Linked DNA regions of Mus musculus: region 1 is linked to region 2. The links are chromatin contacts, found by POLR2A ChIA-PET in ENCODE. All regions are on one chromosome and are shown on one strand. Each heading gives the region's core, a stretch centred on a gene start or an enhancer-like site at or near the end of the contact. The rest is flanking DNA. Distances are from core to core; before and after follow the strand shown. Region 1 holds the start of Rnf40 (ring finger protein 40). Region 2 holds the start of Prr14 (proline rich 14).

The links. ChIA-PET counts read pairs that join two places held with the same protein, here RNA polymerase II (POLR2A).
Region 1: POLR2A ChIA-PET joins it to region 2 with 22 read pairs in embryonic stem cell. The contact joins the promoter of Rnf40 here to the promoter of Prr14 in region 2. POLR2A ChIA-PET finds 5 or more read pairs at or near these places in 3 of 5 experiments (Patski and embryonic stem cell).

What each region holds. Positions count from the first base shown.
Region 1 is chr7:127,584,842-127,591,058 of GRCm38, forward strand. It overlaps Rnf40 (ring finger protein 40), which reads left to right and starts at 3,857. Exons shown (of 20, transcript NM_172281.2): 1 at 3,857-3,970; 2 at 4,084-4,287; 3 at 4,671-4,838; 4 at 4,916-5,057; 5 at 5,666-5,872. The coding sequence starts at 4,156. It overlaps Ccdc189 (coiled-coil domain containing 189), which reads right to left and starts at 3,754. Exons shown (of 9, transcript NM_001033040.3): 1 at 3,036-3,754; 2 at 2,723-2,754; 3 at 1,982-2,047; 4 at 1,434-1,603; 5 at 613-683; 6 at 304-420; 7 at 152-212; 8 at 1-72. The coding sequence starts at 3,248.
Region 2 is chr7:127,470,339-127,475,950 of GRCm38, forward strand. It overlaps Prr14 (proline rich 14), which reads left to right and starts at 1,276. Exons shown (of 11, transcript NM_145589.2): 1 at 1,276-1,639; 2 at 1,760-1,928; 3 at 3,257-3,378; 4 at 3,459-3,648; 5 at 4,041-4,084; 6 at 4,176-4,381; 7 at 4,714-5,287; 8 at 5,419-5,488; 9 at 5,569-5,612. The coding sequence starts at 1,617.

The DNA of each region.
Region 1 (6,217 bases), core at 2,607-5,106, 120 kb after region 2:
TCACAGTTTCCGGCTCTTCCTCCTGTGGAGTAGCTACTTGCTCTACCACCATCATCTCCTCGTTTTCTTTCTCTGCATAGCAGAAAGCAGGAAGAGGTCTTGGCCCCAGCTCTGGCCCAGTCCCAACCTGGCCCACTTGTACCCATCTTACCCTCTGGCCAGAGCGTGAGTGGCTGTAACCCCGTGTAAGTCAAAGATAGGTCCAGTCGCACCTGAAGAGACAAGGGAAGAGAGGCTGAGAGGAAGCACTTGCCATAAGAGAAAGGGGGAGACAGGTGGCCACTCACTGCCTGTACACAGTACCTGTGGGGTGAAGACATATTTGTAGAGCTTGAAGTGGCGGAAGTAGGTGTTGACCACATAGTCTGCCAGTGCCAGCAGCTGTTCCTCTTTAAAGAGGTCAATGCTGAAAGGGGGCCGCTGTGACGATAATCCGGGACGTAAGTGCCCTGACAACCTCCAGAAGCCTACCCAGCTAGTCTGCCAAAAGCAGCTGTCTAGAAGCAGGGCAAGCCCCAGGTGGCCTTCAGAGGAAGATGGTGGGAAAGAGAACAGGAATTTGGGCCCGATCTTGCCTGTGGTTGGGTGAAGGCTTCGTTTCAGGGTACTGACCCTGATTCCATGACAAAAGAGAACGCTGGTAAAGTAGCGGTAGCATTCCTCCACGTTGCCCAGAGGGGTAGCTGGAGGGAAACAAGGTGAAGCTGTCAGCCCGCCTACTCGCCTACTCTTCCTTCTGCTTTTAGAGCAGGAGATGGAGAATGGGGCAGACTTAGGAGTAAGTCCTGGTCGCTCTGTTAATTCACTCAGTAAACACCATATTCTCACTCTACACTTTTCTCGGCACTCAAAGACAGACAAGGTCCTTCCCTCAGAAGGATGCTTTGTTTCTGGTCGGAAAGTATAGAACTAAAGTTGGCCTCAAACCAGCGGCATTGCCCCTGCCTCAGCCTCCTGAATGCAGGTGTGTCAGGCTTGAGCTACCACACGCGGCATCATTGGGAAGGTACTTTGTTGTTGAGACAGGGTGTCACGTGTCCCAGGCTAACTTTGAACTTCTGACTCATCTGCCTTTTAGGAAAGAAACTTCCTAAGTGCTAGGATTATGGATATGTGCCACCTCACTTGAGTACACAGGGTTGGAAGTGAACCCAGGATTTTGTACTTAGGCAAGCACTCTACTAAGTGGGCTATATCCCCAGCCCCCTATTTAGATACTTCTCAGAACAGACCCATAATATTAGTACTATGTGTTTCATTTCTTAATAAGGGAAGCTCTCAAAGGTGATAAATGTGGTACATTAATACCACCTATGGTGGAACACAAATCCCAGACTGCAGGTTCCCTACTTTAGTTCTCCACGGTCACTTCTGCCAGCCCAGCCTCCTCTCCTAGGGCTCAAACCTTTTGGTGGCTACCTCCCTCTCCTCACCAACACAGGCCTTGTGAAGATCTTGGAGCATGGCACAGGCTGCTGATGTCTGCTCTGGTGAAAAGCCCTGCTGGCGGCAGAAGATAAGTGCGTGGGAGAAGAGGTCCAAGATAATGGCATCCCGCAGGCTCTGCTCAGGAAAGCCAAGCTCCAAGAGCTCAGCAAGAACCCTTGGGGGGGGGGGTGGAAGAGGCATGAGTGACAGACAGCAGGGGTTCGCCCGCCCCCCACCTCACCTTAGGATTTATTTCTATTATATGGGTAGTTTCCCTGTATATGTGCAACACATGCTTTTCTGGTACCCATGGAGACCAGAAGAAGGTATTGGATCCTCTGGAACTTGAGTTATAGACTATGTGGATGCTGGGAACCAAACCTGGGTCCTCTGGAAGAACAGCCATTGCTGTTAATGGCTGAGCTGCCTCTGCAGCCCTGAACACAAGCCTCTTCTCGTCTCCATTGCCTGACACTCACTCTATACTTTAAAGTTTGTCATTTCTTGTGTCTCCCCTCCCAAGAGTTCAGTCTCGCCCAACTCAAACCCATACTCTCTCATCTTTTCCACAGTGGCTGCCTTCTCCAGTCTGTGCATAGAATGGATGTCCAGGTATTTCCTGTCAGGAAAAGATGAGACAAATCACTGGTGGTTCATACAACTTCCCCGATGGGGCTGCAACTTGGAGAGTTTCAGTGGGGATCAGGAGCTGAGACTTGGCGAACTTGCTAAGGAACCTTTAGCAAATCATTTCACTGTCAACGGGGAACATCATGGTCTAGAATCCAGTCTGTAGATTTAGCAGATTTTTTTTTTATTTATAAACCCACTGATTAGAAAAGAGTTGTGCCAGGTAGTGGTGGTACACTCACTGTACCCAGCACTGTGAGGCAGAGGCAGGCGGATCTCTTGAGTTTGAGGCCAGCCTGGTCTACAGAGTGAGTTTCAGGATAGCCAAAGCTACAAGGAGAAACAATGTCTTGAAAACCCCCCAAAAAACAACTTTGAGTCCTTGTCTTGCTCTGTGTGACCTTGATGAAGTCCCCTGGGCCTTGGCATCGGTGTGCACAGTGCTCCATCATTGCAGCTGTGTACATTCCTGCCTTTGCCTCCCTTCTCACACCGCCACTTTACACTGAGGCACCTGGCACGCTGGTGACTCGTTACCTTGAGCACTTCTCAGTCTCATCTTTGTAAAACTGGAGAGCCCTGGCTGGACAGGACTGTTGAGGACACCTTACAGGAGTAATACAAATGAGAAGTGTAACTTTTCCCCTGGGCTCTCCACACTCACCACATACAGATCCGGGGCTGGGGTAGTGGTGGCTGCGGAGAGAAGACAGATTATGGGACAAATAGATACGACAGTATGTATCCCCTAGTCCCTAGTACCTCATGAATTTCTAGCAGGTCTGAGTGTGCTATAATTTTAACTATAGCAAAATAGGTAAAACCGGGCTTCGGTGGGCTCGAAATACTATTTAGCAGCCTATTTACAATCAAAGCAACTCCAGGAAATTCCCTAATGTTGATAAACGTAATGACTGGCGGCACCTTTTTTGGGAAACCTAAGTATTCACTAGAGGACAACTCTGTCCCGCCCTCACCGGGAACAAGTTGGCTCCAGGATCTTCAGCCACTTCCACAGGGCTACTAGTGGCTTCTGCGGGCGACTCGGTCTGCATGTCTGTTCCGTTCCTTATGGCCGAGCCGTCCACCGAGCTGGGACTCCTGTCCAGTTCCTCCTGCAATTTGGGAGATTGTTCCGACTCCATCTGCACCTTCATTCCCAGGCTCTGGCTGGAACTGGGGGTAATCATCTCTTCGTCCTTCTTAGCCTCAGTCAAGGGCTCTCCAGCCTGGGCTCTGGGACAGCCAGCTCTCCCACTGCAAAGCCCGGTCCTGCCCCTTCTAGTGTTTCTTCAGAGGCGGTGAAGCGAGAGGCAGCCAATCCGCAGAGGGCGTCTTCCCAACTTGTCTCCCCGGTGACCGTTGTTAAGGAAAGTAGAAAGTACAAGCCCACGCCAATCATTGAAAAGATAGAGCGCATGCGTAACGAGTTGCACGTGCCTCTTAGAAGTTGCTTGTAAGGGTGCTTTTGAGGGTCGGTCTTTTTAAAGATTTAATTTAAATCTTTAAAAGATTGTGTTTGTGCGTGCGTGTGCGCACATATGTACAGGATGTTCGGGAGGGCTCCGCGGAGGCCAGGAGAGGATGACGGATCCTCTGGATCTGGAGTTACAAGGGGTCGTGTACCGAGTACCCCGAACAGCAGCAAAGGCTCCACCCCTCCATCTCCTAGTGCAACTGCGGGGTCAGTAACTATGGGAACCGCCTGCTGGCCAATCATTAAGAGAAATACAGTCCGTCGCGGGGTTGGAGGGGTGGGACTAAAAGACTCGAGAGGAGGAACCAAGAGCTACCAATAGAAACAGGAAATAAGTTTCGCCACATCCGGAGCGGCTCTGACGCCTGCGCTGTGCGTCTGGCGGCCGGTGACGTCCGGTGAAATCCAAGATGGTGGCGCTTGGCTGACCCTACGGTAAGTGCGGACCCCCGTCCGGCGGGGGCGGGGTCCGGGAGATATGTCCAGGGGGACGCTCAGGACTGCGGAGCTCCAGACGCATCCACAGCTCAGCTCTCTGTTTTCTGCAGGTGACGGAAGTGCCGCCTCCACCCGCCTGCCAGCCCCGGAGAGCCCTGAGTTGCCCCTCCGCCACCGCCGCTATGTCTGGCCTCAGCAACAAGCGCGCCGCCGGCGACGGGGGCTCAGGACCCCCAGAGAAGAAGATGAACCGCGAGGAGAAGACCACGACCACTCTAATCGAACCCATTCGTCTCGGCGGCATTTCTTCCACGGTTGGTGGGCTTTTGCGAAAGTCACATTTGGCCTGCGCCCAAAGTGTTTGGAATCTTGTGTGTGCTCGTGTGTATATACACAAACCGGGTGGTGAGGGTGGGTGTGCCAACGGCGTGAATGTGATCAGAGAACAACTTTACGGAGTCCCTTCTGGCCTTTTACTTATGCGCACATATGTTCCCGTAAGTCCTGTGTGATGTGTCTGAGTTGGAAACAGGTAGGGGCAGGAACGGAATGTGAAGCTCTCATGACTAGCATATTCTCTTTGCAAGTGTCTGAGCCTTGCTATATACCTCTCCCCTTTCAGTCTAATCCTTGTCCTATTGTGTGTCAGTGATGGTTCAGGGTCCTGCCCGACACTCTGCCTCTTCCCTTCTGGTAGGAGGAGATGGATTCCAAGGTACTGCAGTTCAAGAACAAGAAGCTGGCGGAGCGGTTGGAGCAGCGGCAAGCCTGCGAGGATGAGCTCCGGGAGAGAATTGAGAAATTGGAGAAGAGGCAGGCCACTGATGATGCCACACTCCTCATCGTCAACCGCTACTGGGCCCAGGTGGATGCCTGAAGAGCGAGCGTCCTACTGGGAGAAGCCCTGAGGCATTCCTAACCTCTTGTTCTTTCTTCTTTCAGCTGGATGAAACTGTAGAAGCCCTCCTCCAGTGCTACGAGAACCAGAGGGAACTGTCTTCAGGGACAGAGGTGCCTGGGTGCCAAGAGGGCCTGACCCGTGATGTGATCCCTCGACCAGACCCAGGGACATCAGATCTGAGGGGTAGGACCAGGGCCCTGGGGAGCTTATGTTCTCAGAAAGGTTTTGAGGAGGAGGTGACTTTGATGTGGGGCTACCGAAATGCCCGGCACTTGGGAAGCAGAAGTTGCTGTCCTGGAACTCACTTTGTAGACCAGGCTGGCTTCAAACTCAGAAATTTGCCTGCCTCTGCCTCCCGAGTGCTGGGATTAAAGGCGTGTGCCACCACGCCCATCGTGAGACTCTGTCTTAAAAACATGGGTTTTTTGTTTTTTTTTTTTTTTTTGGTTTTTTTAATATTCTTTTTTAATGGAATGAACAAAGTTTTAGAATCTAATTGGATTTTCATAATCCCAGCCTTCTGAAAAGTAGAAGCAGAAGTCTTTCTGTTTATCAATTAATTCATTTATTTTGGTTTTTCAAGACAGGGTTTCTCTGTGTAATGTTGGCTGACTTGGAACTCACTCTGTAGACTAGGCTGGCCTCAAACTCAGAGTGTGCTGGGATTAAAGGTGTGCGCCACCACCACCCGGCAGCCATGGAATACCAAGCAGCTTATTCTGGGACTTGGTAGAGGTTGATGGTCCCTGCTGTGGCCTTTCATTCTGATGAGGATTCTCTGTCCCTTCCAGAACCGCTGCCAGTGCAGTTTCGAGCCCCTCTCAGTGAGCCGGCCTTGGCTTTTGTGGTGGCACTGGGCGCCAGCAGCTGTGAGGAAGTGGAGCTGCAGCTGCAGGGTCGGATGGAATTCTCCAAGGCTGCCGTGTCTCGGGTGGTCGAGGCCTCGGACCGCCTGCAACGGCAGGTGGAAGAACTCTGTCAGCGAGTATACAGCCGGGGTTAGTTCTGTGGACCCTACCCTGAGAAATCCACCCTGGCCTGCGTTGTTCAGAGTCCCCAGTAAATGTCAGCCTTGTTCTTGTTGGGACAACTTAGTTCAGACGGGGATTTCAGCTTTAGTTCCTGAAGTGGGGCTCTAGAGAGACGGCTGGAGGAGCTGTTGATGCTGGCAGGGTCACAGCCCTTCAGCAGGAGGGCTCTCTGGAACTTTGCACCAACCTCAGGGGTAGCTATTGTCCCACTACACTGAGAGGCAAGTGCCCAGGCTTTTTGAGGCAAGGGGTTTTTTCCTCCTGCCCTTAATTCTCCTCCCTAGTGTCCATTTTCTTGGCTGAATGGTCCCT
Region 2 (5,612 bases), core at 26-2,525:
CAGAGGACAGGCTCCTCTTCCAAGAGTTACTTCTGCCAGCCCAGAACAGGAAGGACAATGAACCGGCTCCACCAAGCAACCCCAGGTTGGTTATATTAGTCGCCTTCTGAGTGGCCTGCAGACACTACCTAGGAAGAAAGGAGGGGGGGGGGGGAGGAGAGAGAGAAATGCTAGTGAATGAAGCTCACCGCACCCAGCCTTCTCCCCACTTAGGCTGTTCCTGGTCTCTCCAGAAACTGAATTGGAAGCTAGAGGCCACATCAGGCCTACTCTTTAACTTGGGATCTTCAGGTTTTCCGTCCCGCCGTCCCGACTTCCGGAACTTCAATCCTAAGGAACTTAAACCTAAGAAAATGGGAAATTCCCAAATCCTTAACATTTAATCGATATTCACCGGCGTTAAGAACAAGAAAAATTACGTTAGGTGGAGAAACTTTAGCTTTCCTACACTTGTCCAAATATAACAAGAAACGTGATATAGTAGTTGGTCGCTGACCAGCCTTTGAAAAATGACGCTTTTCGGTCGACTAGTGCTAAAATCAGACTGCCCTCAATTAAAATGGCGGTGCAGGCACAATTGAGCTTCTTTGCCCCTACGTATTATGGCGGGCAGGAGATTTCACGCAGTTTCTCCTAACCCCGGAAGACCGGAACCGGCAATTGGGCGGTGCTTAAGACACACAGAAGAAGGCCTCTGACGGTTGGACAGCGCTGCATAAGGCAGGCTTTAAAGAAGCCGGAGGTGGGAGCTGTTTGAAACCCGGATCCTTGGAAAGCTGCGGTGAGAGGCGTAGGGGAGGGGTGGGAGTGGGGGGGACCGGGCTGGAGAGAGGGCCGGGAGGCGGGGGGAGAAGAAAACGTTTGAGCCAACTGGTCCGGGGCGCCCGAGAACGCGGGGCGGGGATCCAAGTAGGGCGGGGGCTTGGGGTGGGATGTTACCGGTGGGCTGGACCTTCTGGGATTGGAGTGAATGGTCTACCGGTTGGTTTGACAGTTTATAACCCAGAATCCGGACTGAGTTCAGTGATGAGTTTAGGCCTCCCCCAAGGGGAACTTCGTTAAGCTGAAGCTCTCAGTGGGAGGAGGCAAGTTGCGCGGCTTCTGATTGGAAGAACCGCGCAGTAGGATTCTTTCCACAGAGATCCAATTTAGGCGATCTGGTAGGAGGGAGGGCTGTTACTAAGTGGAGTAATTCTTTTGGAGCTCTTGCTTGGTGGGGCGAGGACCACAGAGGAATCTAGCGGAAACGGAAGCCTCTCGGGACCGGGATCCCACCGGATCCCAGAGAACCTCAGGGAGGCATCTAACAGGGACAAAGGTCCCAGGAGGCTCGAGCGGTGGGAGAGCTGTAACCTCCGCAATCCAGTCTCGCGGCAGGTGCCAGGCAGGGCCCGAGTGATCAAGGCGGCTGCAGCGGGAAGACCCGGCTCCGAGAGGCCGGCCGGGGGCGCCCTTTGGAGGAAGGGCCTGTGCCCTACCGGGAGCCGCAGGCGGACTATGAAGGGCGGAGTCCCGGGGGAGGAACTGGCCCTCATTCCCCACTCCCCCGCTCCCCAATTTACCCCAGGCCTCAGCCTGGGATACCCCAGGGACTCCCCGGAACCGCCGCTTCCCCCATGGACTTGCCTGGGAACTCCAGGTGAGAGCGTACCCCGCCCGCCTGACTTGAGCTCGGGAGACGGGGATGCTGACGGCTGCACCCGACTACAACAGAGGCAACAACAGGTTCAGGCAACTGTCTTCTACTTTCACCCTCCAGCCCTTTTACACAGCCAAGCCTGTGCCGTCAGCCTCTATCTCGAGCATCATGGGAAGCCAGGAGCCCGAAAAGACCGAGGCTGCAGCCTTTGGGGACCCCTTCATCCCTAGAAAAGGCCTCTCGGAGGGTCCTTGCCGTGGTGTTGGAAGATGTCATGACTACAAACAGGGTGAGCCCTTTAAGTGAAAGACCACTCCCTCTTCCCTATCCTCCATCCCCGCCCTGGCTTAGTACTAAAGTCAGACCAGTTCCACTAAGCCAGCCTTCAAAGCAGCCTCCATAATGCAAGACCATATGGTTTTGGGTAATTCATGTGCCTGTCCAGTCACCCACTCACCCAACCACATCCTACTAAGTATGAAAAACTCTTCTGACTGCCCTGTTATCGCTATCCTTTGCTACTTGGTGGGTTCTTCCATCCTCCCAACCCCCTAACACTAGTTAAGAAAGAAAAAGAATAGAGAGGAAAGAGATCTCCGAATAAAGGCAAGGGAGGGAATGGGGCGATGGTAGGCTACTTTCTGCTGATTAGGGGTGTCGAGTTCCTTGGGGCAGGTTTGATCTTCGCCATCAGGATATCTACTTTCTTCTTGTGAATAATAACAAACATCCAATCAATAACCAACCCATTCCTTGGGGGCCTTAACATGAAAAGTCCCCAGAATTCCAAAAGTCATACAATTGCAGAACCTGTCTGTAGCTGGCAAAATTATGCCCCTGCTGGAGGCAAATCTTAGTAAGTTGCTATGGACAATCTAAAGCAGTCCCATATCCCACACCTGGGAGTAAAACAAAAACATGATATTTTCGTGCTTTTTAAAAAAGAAACCAAAGCCGGGCAGTGGTGGTGCAAGCCTTTAATCCCAGCACTTGGGAGGCAGAGGCAGGCAGATCTCTGAGTTCGAGGCCAGCCTGGTCTACAGAGTGAGTTCCAGGACAGCCAGAGCTACACAGAGAATCCCTGTCTCAGAAAACAAACAAACAACCCCCCCCCAAAAAAAAAACCCAAAAAAAGAAAGAAAGAAAAAAAAAACCCAAAAATCCAAAATTGTCACTTCTCTGTTCTCTTGTTCGGAAGCATGCTGGTAGTGTCTTTGGCCACAAGGCAGACATGAGAAAAATGGTACTGTCTTTTACCATTTTTCTATTTCTCTAGAACCTGGGTAAGAAGAAGAGATTACATCATTTCACGCCTGTAGTTCCTGACTAATAATATCTCACCCCTAATTTAGACCAAATCACCTCTTTTAGGGATTTTCGTGGAGTCCAGCTGAAAATCTCTTTCACCTCTGTGGCTAAGGACACAGTGAGACACAGAAGACCCTGTCCAGTCACTCTATTTCTCTGGGTTTTGTTTTGTCTTACTGAGACAGCGTCTCACCTTTTAGACCAGGCTGGCCTGGAACTCTGAGCAGTCTTCTGTGTTAGCCTCACAAATGCTGGGATTATAGGCATAAACCCAGTTTTGCTTGCATCTTACAGCCCTTCCTCTTGTAGGTCCCCCTGACACACAAAGAGGACACTCCCAGCCCACTGACTCACAACCATCATCAGGATCCTGTCTGCACACAGTCACCTGCTTTACCATCCCAACAGGTCAAGTGGTCCATGCAAGCCAGGTAAGTGTGAAAGGGAAGGGTTTAAGCTGAGAAGACAGCTGAGCCCACTGACCCCGCCGACCTTCTTGTTCTTTCTCTAGGCCTCCTGACCCACTGCATTTGTGCAGAGAACCCTTGACTCGAGCCCGCCAGTCCTCGCCTGCCTTGAGAATGAGATCAAGGGCAGCATCTGGCCCAGAGGAGAGCCCCTCAAAAAAGACAGACCAGGTCCCACAGCCCACCCTAGTGGTGGTACTGGAAGACATTGCCAGTGGCAGACAACCAGCAGAGGTATAAGAAAGTACAGTGAAGATGTCTGGTTCCAGCTAGGGCAAGCATGGGGCTAGAGGTGGATTTCTGTAAAGGCCAAAACACAAGTTTTTATTTGTTTGCTTGTTTGTTTTAAGACAAGGTCTCAATATGTAGACTTGGTTGGCCTAAAACTTGCTGTGTAGACTAGGCTATCCCAATTTATAGCCTGTATCTATTTTCAAGTATTGGGATAAAGGCATGTGCCACTACCCCAATGACAACAAAATTTTATTTGGTGGACACTACTTAAAGGAAATAAGAAAAAAATCTTTTGTGTACAACCAAGCAGATATCTGTGAATATCATGGGGAACTGGAGAAGCCAAAAATGGCTTCCTGCCTTTTCAAAATACCTCCCCTGTTTATATCCAGGGTTTTGATGAAGATCAGCCCAACCTCATTGTCCCAGCACAAAGGTGAGAGGGTGGGGAAAGGATTATCAAAGCTATCATGCAGATATCCAGAGCTGGGGGCATCAGGATTTACCTGTCTAATCCTTCCTTACAGCACCTTCAGAAGCCTGAAGGGCCCGGGGAAGCACTGCCACAGAAGGGGTCTGGACTTGGAAGCACGCCCAACTCTTACTTTGTCCCTTCACCCGAGAGCTGAGCCTGTGACAAAAGCTGGTCAGCCAATGCCTACACCCAGTGACCTAGAACCCCCATTCCAACTGTCTACTCTACCTGCAGATCCTCCAGAGAGTCCAGTACCAGGTAAGGACTCAAATAGAGGAATGAGACTGAAGAATTTGGAACTGCCACGGTTAAGCTTGAAACAGGAGGAGCAGAACTGTGGGTGGAGCTTAGCCGGCTCCCTTGGCAGAGCAGGCTGTGTAACAATGGGATTTAGGCTCAAGGAGTTGAGCAGTTATGGCCTTGCTTTGCAGTACTGGGGATCAAATCCAGGGCTTATGGCATTAGGCAATCCTATTACAGCATTTTAGGAGCAGGCTCACTCCTCTAGAGACAGATTAGTGTTTGGAGGAAGAAACTGAGGCTTCTGAGGTAATGTTTTAGTCACCTGAGCGTCCTTTCTCCAACTGCAGATCCTGCTCTGGAGACCCCGGTGATTCCAACATCGTCAAGCCTTTTACGACCCCGTCTCAGTCCCTGGGGCTTGGCCCCTCTCTTCCGTTCCGTCCGATCAAAGCTTGAAAGCTTTGCTGATATCTTCTTCACACCTAACAAAACACCACAGCCTCCACCCCCTTCACCTCCCATGAAATTAGAATTGAAGATTGCCATCTCGGAGGCTGAGCAGTCCAGGGCTACTGAGAAAATTACATCTGTCAGCCCCAGGCCCCCTATCCGCCAGTGGCGGACTCAGTGCAATTCCCTAGCACCTGTCTCTAAGTCATCTCTGGGACGAAGCTACTCCTGCCCTGATCTAGGGCCCCCTGACCCAGGTAGCTGGCCTCCTGTCCCATCCCAGCCAAGCCAGTCCAGGCCCCGGAGACATACTGTGGGTTGTGGGGAGATGGCCCGGACCCCACCACCTCCTCGACCCTGTCTCCGGAAAGAGGTCTTCCCTCTTGGAGGAGTGGGAGTCTCTCCTTCTCTCACTACATCTTGCTCAGCCAATGCCCCTGCTTCCTTCTTCTGCGAGCCGGCAGAACCCAGGTAGTGCTCTCACTCCCCCTCTGGAACTCTGGCCTCAGCCTGAGCCTTGCCTCCCTTGCTTAGTATTCACTGGCAGAAGACGAGTGCATTGCTGTGTATGCCCTTGTCCTGACTGTTGACCATCTCTGCAGGTTGGGTTCAACGAAGGGGAAGGAGTTAAGAGCCTCAAAAGACAAGGTGTTTTCTGATCCAGAGACCAAGGTAATGAGTGAGTATAAAGACAGGAGCCAGCCAAGGCCTGAGCCCAAGCCTTTCTTTCACCCTCTGCCCATTTTTTGCAGACCATGGGGAAGGTTTCTAGATTCAGAATACGGAGGACACCTGT